2 separate regions of the Mus musculus genome follow, and region 2 is linked to region 1. The links are chromatin loops, found by intact Hi-C in ENCODE. Cell type or tissue: left cerebral cortex. All regions are shown on one strand.

The links. A loop is a pair of places that touch in the nucleus more often than their neighbours do. Peaks named below come from ENCODE experiments on the same cell type or tissue, not always from the same donor. Only the 100,000 strongest peaks of a DNase experiment are listed, where the experiment ranks them.
Region 2: a loop joins it to region 1, with 4 times the contacts of the local background. A loop is called at or near these places in 11 of 42 quality-filtered maps.

The regions. Positions count from the first base shown.
Region 1 is chr3:134,628,092-134,633,091 of GRCm38, reverse strand. No RefSeq gene overlaps it. Among named protein-coding and RNA genes, the nearest start is that of Tacr3, 200 kb to the left of the region's middle. In left cerebral cortex, a CTCF peak has its summit at 3,078 (motif pointing right); DNase peaks (open chromatin) are centred at 3,176 and 3,725; H3K4me3 peaks cover 389 bases.
Region 2 is chr3:133,105,921-133,110,920 of GRCm38, reverse strand. It overlaps Ints12 (integrator complex subunit 12), which reads right to left. Exons shown (of 7, transcript NM_027927.4): 6 at 3,836-3,982; 7 at 1-2,086. The coding sequence ends at 1,502. Among named protein-coding and RNA genes, the nearest start is that of Ints12, 17 kb to the right of the region's middle. In left cerebral cortex, no CTCF peak of the experiment used is centred here; a DNase peak (open chromatin) is centred at 2,253.

The DNA of each region.
Region 1 (5,000 bases):
TCTCTGTTGATAGCTGAACAAGTCACTGAACTATGAATATACCAGAATATAAATAGGAGTCATTTATCACTATATATTTTTCTTTTCTTATTTTTTAGACCAGTATTACTTGGTTCTTCTATAGGTTCCTGGTCACCTAGGCAGTGTTGGGTATGGGTTCTATCTCATGGAGTGTGCCTCAAGACAAATTCAATACTGGTTTATTCCCAAGCTTTGTTTCACTGTTGCCCTAACATGCAAATAGTAAACCATTTAGATAAAGGGTATGTGGCTGGCTTGTTGTTTACATTTTTCTTTTGATAGTGTGCAGAGTACATTCTTGTATCAACGACACTGGAACATAGGGATGAAAATTCTATTTAGGCACTAAATTCTATTTAGGACATCCTTATGTTGAATGAGTTGTATAGGTGTTGTCTTCAGCAATTGGGCCTTACTGTGAGTTTATGGAAAGCAATTTATAGTCTTGGCAACAGCCTCATTTTTGGAGATTCCCATGATAGGGGGTTACTTTGGCCAACAACTCAATTATATGTAACCAAATCCCAGTATCAAAAACTTCTTTTGGTGAAAATCATGTCCAGCTGGGACTCTATCTCTTCCATTATGCTTTCTAACTCAGTAAAATTTTTCTACATTTATGGAACATACACACAGAGCCGTGTGTGTGTGTGTGTGTGTGTGTGTGTGTGTGTCTTGACTGTGTGTGGAATGAGAGAGAGAGGGAGAGAGAGAGAGAGAGAGAGAGAGGGAGGGAGAGAGGGAGAGAGAGAGAGAGAGAGAGAGAGAGAGAGAGAGAGAGAGAGAGAACAAAAGGGAACTATCATGGCTGCCCTCTGAAAGACCCAACAAGCAGCTGAAAGAGTCAGATGCAGTTATTTGCACCCAACCAATGGACAGAAGCAGCTGTTGTTGAACTGGGGAAGGCTGAAAGAAGCTGAGGAGAAGACTGATTCTGTAGGAGGAACAGTAGTCTCAATTAATGTGGATCCCTGAGATCTTTCAAACACTGGACAACCAGACAACATACACAAGCTGATATGAAGCCCCCAACACACATACAGTAGAGGACTTCTGGGTCTGTGTTCAGTCAGAGATGATGCACTTAACCCTCAAGAGACTGGAGGATCCAGGGATTTTAGAAGTCAGGTGGGTTGGAGGTTGGAGACATCCACACAGAGACAGGGGGGTGGGGAGGGGGTGTGGGATGTGGAGGAGTTAGAGAGTTGGATGGGGGGTTGGGGAACTGAATATGGAGTGTAAAATATAAATTAATTTTAAAAGAATATTTTAAAAGAAATGATAAGCTGTTATCAATTTTAGAATACCATGTATTCTTCACTTTTTTTCTTTTCTTCTTCCTTTCTTTTTTTCTTTCAGTTGATCCATCACGAATCACAGTCAGTTTTGACAGGATGAAATGTGCTGTCAAAATACTGTCAATCAGGATTCAAGAGTTACCACTTTTGCAAAGTATCATTCCACACTTGCATTTCACACAGAAGCTTTACTTTGTTTAATGTTTAACTAGCATGTTAAACCAAAATTTTACATCCTGCTTGTAGACCCTGGAATTTGAATTTATAACTTGGAGATCTTGTAGCTATGGAAGTGCCTTTATCTTTGCAATTCAGCATAGATAATGCTGTCAAACTAAGGTGGAGCTGAGTTTCTTGTGCAACAGCATTATCAATGTCCACAACAATCAAAGATAGGGAGAAGGCTTCTTGGGAAAGTGAGAGAAGTTGGCAGTTCTGACTCCACAAACATGACCACTCCACCACCCACATAAATCCTGGCACAGTGACACATACATTCCCCCACCAAGAAGGCAGGACCAAAAGCATCCTTTAGTTTTGTTGGCTAGCCATCCTAGCCTTTCTACGAAGTCCAGGTTCAGTGAATTCTAGCTTCCATTGCGCGCGCGCGCACGCACACACACACACACACACACACACACACACACACACACACATATTCACCACACACTCATAGACATACACATGCCACATATAATACACTCACATACAACATACATGCATATCACATAATACGCCACACATACCACACATGTATACACACCATAGATACTACATACCATATAACACCTATACATTCACCACAAACAACACATTTAAACCATTCACACACACAACACACCATGTACACACACATACCACCCACATAACACATATACATACTCCACATTCACACATCACACAGACACAGCACACATGTCTTGCATACCCTACATAACACACACGCACACACATCTACTGCATTCAAAGGCTGTTTATTTTCACTTTTCCTTTCCCATGAACAAAGTGTCAGCCGCAGCAGAACTTACACAGATGGACGGAGAAGAAAGTCCTTACAACAAAGGTTAGCATGCTGCAGGGTTAAAAACCTCATTTTAATAGAGAAGAAAACCAACCAGCCAGAGTTTTTCACATTTCTCATCTGTGCTATTTGATGGTTGGGTAGTAAAATCATTAAATATTAGTGGACTCTGTCAAATTAGAGAACTAAGATAGCTATTTTCATAGATCAAACTGTATTTTTTTAGATCAAAGAAATGGCTTTTATTTTCTTGAGTTTTTGGTAGCGATTTGATTTTTTAAAACATTCTTGGGATTATGGTAATTACGTCATTTTCCTCCCTCGTCTGCCCAAACATGACCTGAGCGCTGACAACAGAAATCCACACCCTAAGTGGAAGGAATCGACACCCAGTGTGGAAGAATCACCCTACACTCAAGGAGACTCAACCCGAGACAAAGAACTGCAAGCAACCACCGAATGCTGACAGCGGGAGAAAGTGTTCCCCTGGGAAGAGCTCAGAATTGTAAAAGGCAACTTTTCAGAAAACAAAGTTAAAGATATCTTGCCTGGGTTCCCTTTCAAACTTCCATGATGCCCGGGTGTTGTTTCCTTCATTTTCTTATTTGCAGAAATTATTACTGAGAAGCATTCCATGTGGAATAAAGATTGAGTAGCTTTCAGTCTTGTAAGTCAAAAACATCTGGAATTACTCAGCCATTAATAAAAATTGCCAGCGCAGTTCAGAAATAAAAGCAGCACTAGGTGGCACTGGAAGATCGCGGCTCCGTGGCACTCGTTGCTCTTCGTTTTCTCCTATAATTCTCAAGGGGAAGAAGAGGAGCTATGGGGGGAAATCATGGCTACAGAGGTAAATATTAATTCATTTGCCTGCTTTTCCTGGAAGCTATTCCAGAATGTGTTCGTGAAAGCAAATGGCCAATTTACTAGAAGCTTCAGCACAAGGCCCATTAACCATCCCGTTTAGATATAATCAAAGACAGATAAAGGGATTTGCACCCTTGCTTCTGTGGGGGCTTCTGCTGTTCCATTTGCTGAGACTGATGACAGGGACATAGTGTTTAGCTACAGCTATAAAGATACGGATGGCCTCGTTCATAGGTAAATAATCAGTCATCACTTAAGAGATACACAGTTTCTTTCTTTTTTCCTAGCAGAGCAAACACAAAGGGTTGTTCTTTCTCTCTCTCTCTCTCTCTCTCTCTCTCTCTCTCTCTCTCTCTCTCTCTCTCTCTCTCTCTCTCTCTCTCTCTCTCTCTCCCTCTCCCTGAAATGGCATATATTCTAAGTCAGTGGAGTTATTTATTTTTCATTTTGCAATTCCTTCACACTAAGGGTCAGCTTGACTAACCCGCAGCAATGACTCATCTTTTATAGTTGAGGCGTTTGAACGGAAGTCCAGCCCTGCTTCTCCCCACACCCACCCTAATCTTCTTTCATGCGACCATGAAGCCAGCCTTTAAATCCAGCAGAAGATGTTTCTGTCATGCTCTCAAGCTATAAAATCCATTTCCAGGTCTGGAAGACGGGAATGATATGTGGATATTTGTTTAAAAAAAAAATCACGGTTTGTCTGTCCTCCTAGCTAGGTAATGTGAAAGGTCTTTAAATTCAAAATATTTCGAAACATACATCATTTCTTCAATGTCTTCTTCTCAATGGTAAAATGTTATTTTAAAATGGTCACTTTCTGAAGATTTTTTTTTTTTGTTGAATACGGAATTAGAATTCATTTTATCTCTTAAAAATCAGAATGTAATATATATTGATCATATTTTTCCCATCCCCCAACTCTTCCCAGATTCCCCACCATCATCCAACTTTATGTTCTTTTTCCTTTCTTAAAAAACAAAAATATAAAACAGTAAAAAGTACACACACACACACACACACACAAACACACACGGGGGGGGGGATCTTGTCCATCTTGTATTGAAAGCCTTTTAGAAGAATTTTTAAAATATATTTCTTGAAATTTTCACTTTTGTGTATACAATGGATTTGATAACACCACCTCTCTCCCCTCCTTTAATTTTACATATTTAATAGCTCATAGAAATTGTGTGGCATATTTGTGGTTTTGTCAGCCACAGGATCCATTTCTCTCCTAGTGTTTTATTCTTTCCTTTAGCAGAGACCTGGATTGGAGCAGGCCTATTTAAACATGGGATTGGTCATACCTGGTGCTCTGGACTAGGGAATCATCCTGAGCTGGCCGACAGACATCCTGAGCTGGCCGACAGACATCCCGGATGTGAACGGGAAGCATCAGTTGTTCCTTTTAGCTTTTTTTCCTTCCTCCTCCTTCATTTCTTCTCTCCTTCTCTTTCCTTTCATTTTGTCTCTCCTCTATTCTTGTCCTCATTATAGATGTTTAAAATTAATTTTGGAATTCGCACTCCCTTAAGAGTTCCCCACAGATCATTTCTTCCCATTCTCTGGCTAATTGTTAACACTTTTAACATATAACAAAGAAAATTACTATTTGTGTAACAGTCAGAGTATTCCATGTTTGAGAAAAGACAAATTAACATGTTTCTTTTCTTTTCCCCCTTTATTCCTCCAAGTTGGTTAGTTTAAGATCAAGGATAATATCATACACAGTATGATAACAGAGAGACAGTATCTCCTTAGTACACAATGCAATCAATTAGGAATAA
Region 2 (5,000 bases), 1.5 Mb after region 1:
ATTTATTATGAACAATTTAACGCCATTATTTAACAGTTTAAAATACTTCCATAGAAAAAGACCAAGCTTAATTTAAAAGTTTTCTCTTTTACAATGATTATCAATTTATTTTTAGAATAATGATGTTAGAACATCTAGGGATAAAGATACACTGAGATTAGATTTAAAGCAATTTGACTCAATGAATATAGGAAATCACAAGATTCATTTTTGGGAAATAATGAGGTATTCATTGATTATAAAAAAGAAAGGAAGCTATTTTTCTATAATACATTTACTGGTCAGATACAGAAAGTATTCTCTGTTGGGGTATGTACATATATACATATATATATGTAAACTAATGGGTAATTCATTAGCTTACAAGACAATGGCTTGGACCATGTATATAGGATCACATCACGGCAAGAGTTCAGAGGAGATTTTGCCCAAGGGTCAATTCTGGGATAGCCTTTTATAACTCCACTCTTGGCCAGAATTAGTCAGTGGACATATGAGGACTAATTAATCCTTCCCAAGGGCATACTCTTCCCCCAACAGGCTCCACCTGTCAACCACCAACTCCATTGCCATATTGGGGATTATGCTTCCTAACACATAAAACCTTAAGACAAACCATATCCTAACAATATTCAAAGCATATGAGCACGTTCTGACAGAAACCTCAAGGACTAATCATTAGGTAGGAGCCTCTTTCATACAAAGATAAACCACACCAAACGTTCTTGAAGTATTAAAAACAGCTTGTCCTTTCACCATGAGGAAGAAGCTGGGTGCAAACTAGTCATAAATGCCCATCTGCCAAGCCTCTTGGAAATGGATACTCTTCTCAATGATTCTCAGAATGTGCAACCAGGATGAGCCAAGTCAGCATTTATTAAATGTACATATCTGCACATATCCACACACTGGCCAGGTACGGAAAGTGGGCAACGTGAGAAAGTATACTGTATGAGCATTCATAATCTACTGGAATAAATAACGCCCTAAGTAATTGATAAGGGGTGGTTGAGAGCTAAAGACATGATAGGGAGCTATGGGAAATCACTTTCAAAATTAATTTTGATAAAAGAGGAGGTAATTGGAGAGAGATACTAGCTGACATGAGGACAATGACTGACACTGAACATTTCAGATTTTATAAAACGCTGGAACACTTTCTATTGAGTTGTCCCTGCCACCCATAAGGTACCAGGTGAGCCATTTCTTTTCATCTGTATGCGCCATCAATTTCTTGAAGCTCTTGTCATGCATCAGTCATTATAATCACTATTTTCACACACTATGGAAATTAAAAATGCTAAACAGACTGAAATAAATAGATCCAAGTTTGGCTAAATAATATTAGCATTTTAATGTAACAAACAATAGAGATTTGATCAAGATTTTTATTAAGGTACAGTACATTACAACTTTTGTCCCAGTAAGGGTTTTATTTTGTTTGTTTTGTTTTGTTTTTTAAGTTTTAGAGTAATATGATATAAAAATCTATCTGGCCATATTACTTCTTGAGTTTCTTTTGGGCAGCTTTCTTCTTGACCATCTGTAATCGCTTCATTGCGTTGAGCTGTGATTCTTGAGAAGTTGGACCTTTAAGAGATGCTGAGGTACTGCTGCTGGTCTCTGATGTGGCTTTGCTGGTGGTACTTCCACTGGGCCCCGTTGTAGCACTATTTCCATTCCCACTCAATTGGCTGCTGCCTCCAGGAACTAAACTACTAGGACTAGGAAGACCCACTTTGCTGACGTTATCACAACTCACTGAGCGACTCAGGCCAGTCTTGCCTAAGGTTAGTGGTGGAAGCGGTTTCAACGGGACAGAGGGGCTAGTGCTGTTACCAGAACCTATTTTGGAACCTATTCCACCTTTGGATGATGTTGCCAGACCAGTCAAACCCACAGGCTTCTGGTTAGAGGATGAGGCAGCAGGTTTTCCACTACTGTTTTGTGCTGCTGAATTCAATTTTGCTGTTGATGGACCAGCTGAAGAAGTTTTGGCTGCAAAAGCTGCCCATCCAGTTAGGCCACTAGTTACTGAAGAGGACACGTTGTTACTAGAAGAATTTCCTGAAATAACCGTGGATGGCTAAAAAAAAATAAAAAATATAAGTCTTACATTAGAGCCAAATATAATCAACACCTGTATGTCTTTGAATATAAATGCTTACTTGTATATAAAGAAGTAATGCATGGACAATATGGACAACAAAACAAAATTAGGTTCTTATGAAGCTGAATTGGGAAACACATGGGCGTTTCTGTAGTCAGGGAGACTGCTACACAACTTGCAGTTCCTGAATGCCACACTGTTTTAATGACTCCAGAGAAAATACATGAAATTCTTTTTGGGAACTGCCCTAAGATTCAGTCACAAACGACAGAAGAGAATCAGATTTAGTTCTTCAAGTCACTTTTCTTACCACCCAAAGTTTCACCTAGCTCATGACACTTTTAAATCCAATCTACTTTAATTTAAAAAAAAACAACCAAACCAAAAAAAACTGTTTACACACAAGACACTCAGGAGAAAATACCTAAGACAAAGATTCAATCATTGATAGATGTGTTAAAGGAAATGTCTATATAGAAGTTCTACACTCACTTAAAATAATCAAGTTGCCACAAAAATTTCAACATCTATTCTACTATAAAATATCCTCAGATGTGTAAACTGAGGATACATTAAAAAGAACTCATAAAAGCAGTTTTGCAGTGTGTTTCCATTGAAACTATAGTAATAGACCCCAACTTTCACATAGTAGACTTTGCATCTGCCTCTTGGGTGGCACAGGCATTTTGGGGAGGTTTGACACACTCCTGGCTCACGTGTCAACTCTAACATTTCGGCTTCTCTGATCAACTTCCTACACAGACAGACAAGAGGCCCTAAGCATTGCTGATTGCTGTTGTAAGCATATAGGGTGACTTCTGTCCACTCACAGTCTGTCTACCTTCTTCACACTGAGACAAGCTCACAAAAGCATTCAAAGGGGAAGTCAGATATAGGACTGTCTGTATTTAAAGAGAAAAATACATAAAGTATAAAAATAGTGATGTAGTATCTAGAATATCTATTTGTATTTTAGAATTGAGCTCTTATGAAATAGTAGGCAAGACTTCTTTAGCTCTTACAAAGTTGCCTTCAACATAGCCTGTATATGACTACTTTTAAGCACCAGAAAAAGCAATCAAAATAAGAGTGCTTTGGGGTTTTTATTGATACGAAAAGTTGAAACTTTTGTTCACATGTCCTGAAAAGCCACATTTTTATAATAGCATTATATAATTATCTCATGATATCCTGATTAGGAAAAACATCTTACAAAACATAAATTCCTGGGACACACACTGCTGGTGACAGAAAATGAAAGCAAAGAACACAGTGTGGCAAACTTAATTTTCAGTTTGAAAAATCCATTTTTCTCCTTTCCCTTCTATAAGACATGAAACTATCTGCTCCACCAAAGAGAACTTATTTAAAGTGACTAAGAGACCAGTGGTCAATGAAGGATGGACAGGAAAGCAAGGTGGCTGTGCTGAGCACCTGACTCTAATGACCGCTGTGGCCTGGGCTGCTCCACAGTGACAGATGGTGTAGAGCACAACCAGGATGCACAGACATGAAGCACTACAACCTTGGGAACCTAGCACCACCTCACACTTCAGTGTAGAAAGTAAATTCTGATATAAATGCTCCCCTCCTATCTAATTAATTATTAGTGTTCTTCACTTCCAACATCAGACACATAATAAAGTTTCTCATCAAAGTTTTATGAGAGCCTACCCTTCAGTCAGCCACACTGAGGTTTAACGCGGATGAAAACAAACACTTTACCTTAACTTCGGTTCTCTTGAATGCTAGGAAGGTTGTCTCTTGTTTAAGTTTGGTTTCTGGCTTCTTGACTAATGGATCCTTGACAGTTGGAGTCACAGAAACAACAGTGGGCGCTGGTTTCTGTGGTGGCTTCTGAGTTTTCTGAGCCTATGAAAAACAGGTGGATAATTATACATAAAAATTTTTATTAAATAACAAAATTAAAAATGCATTAAAAACTATAAACATTGAACGTTAACAATAGTTCTAAAAATATTGTGATGATATTGAAATATCAAAAGAAATCAACATATAGTTTTACAGATTTCATTAGTTTCTGAAGAGTAATGATACCATCAATCATGCAAATTAGGGTTTGTTAAATATTATTTTAACAAGATAACCCTCCTGTTTTCAATAAAGGAAAATCCCAAACTATGGTACAGCTACTCTTTGTTACCCATGCAGGATGGGTTTCGGAACCCCTGACAAAAACCAAAATCTGTGGATGTTCAATTAAGTCCCTCAGATAATCAGCCTAGTATCTGGGCCTAGTGCCATCTGTCTCTAAGTACTCAGGAGGCGGAAGCAAGAAGACTAGGAGCATAGGGGCAGCCTGGGCTCTAAAAGGAGTACGAAGGCCTGCCTGATTTCTACATTAAGGCCTTGTCTTAAAGACTTATGGGAGGTAGAAGAACCTGAATCTCTGTCAATTCCAGGTCAGCCTGGTCTACCTAGTGAGTTCCAAAACAGCTAGGGATACAAATACAGACAAAAAACAAGTAAAACAAGTAAACAAACAAAAGAAACAAAACCCACTAAGGCCGGGGCTCACTGAGTAAAGAAGCTTCCATACAACCCTGGAGTCCCGAGTGTAATCCCTGAAACCCATGTAAAGGTGGAGGGATAGAACCAGCTCCAACAAACTCATTCTCTCTGGCTCTGTCTCGGTCCCAGTCTCTTTCTCTCTCTGTTTGTGTGTGACTCTCACAGCCTCCACCCTCAAACAAAGTACTCTGAAAGCTTGGGGGATACAGCTCAGCTGTAAAGCATACTTAGCATGTAAGGCCCTGGAGTTCCAGCTACAGCACTAGGGGGAAAATACTACATTTATAGAAGACCTCTGTAGACAGTAACTCATCTCTAGGTTTCTAAATCTAAATGCCATGCATTGAAATATTGAATA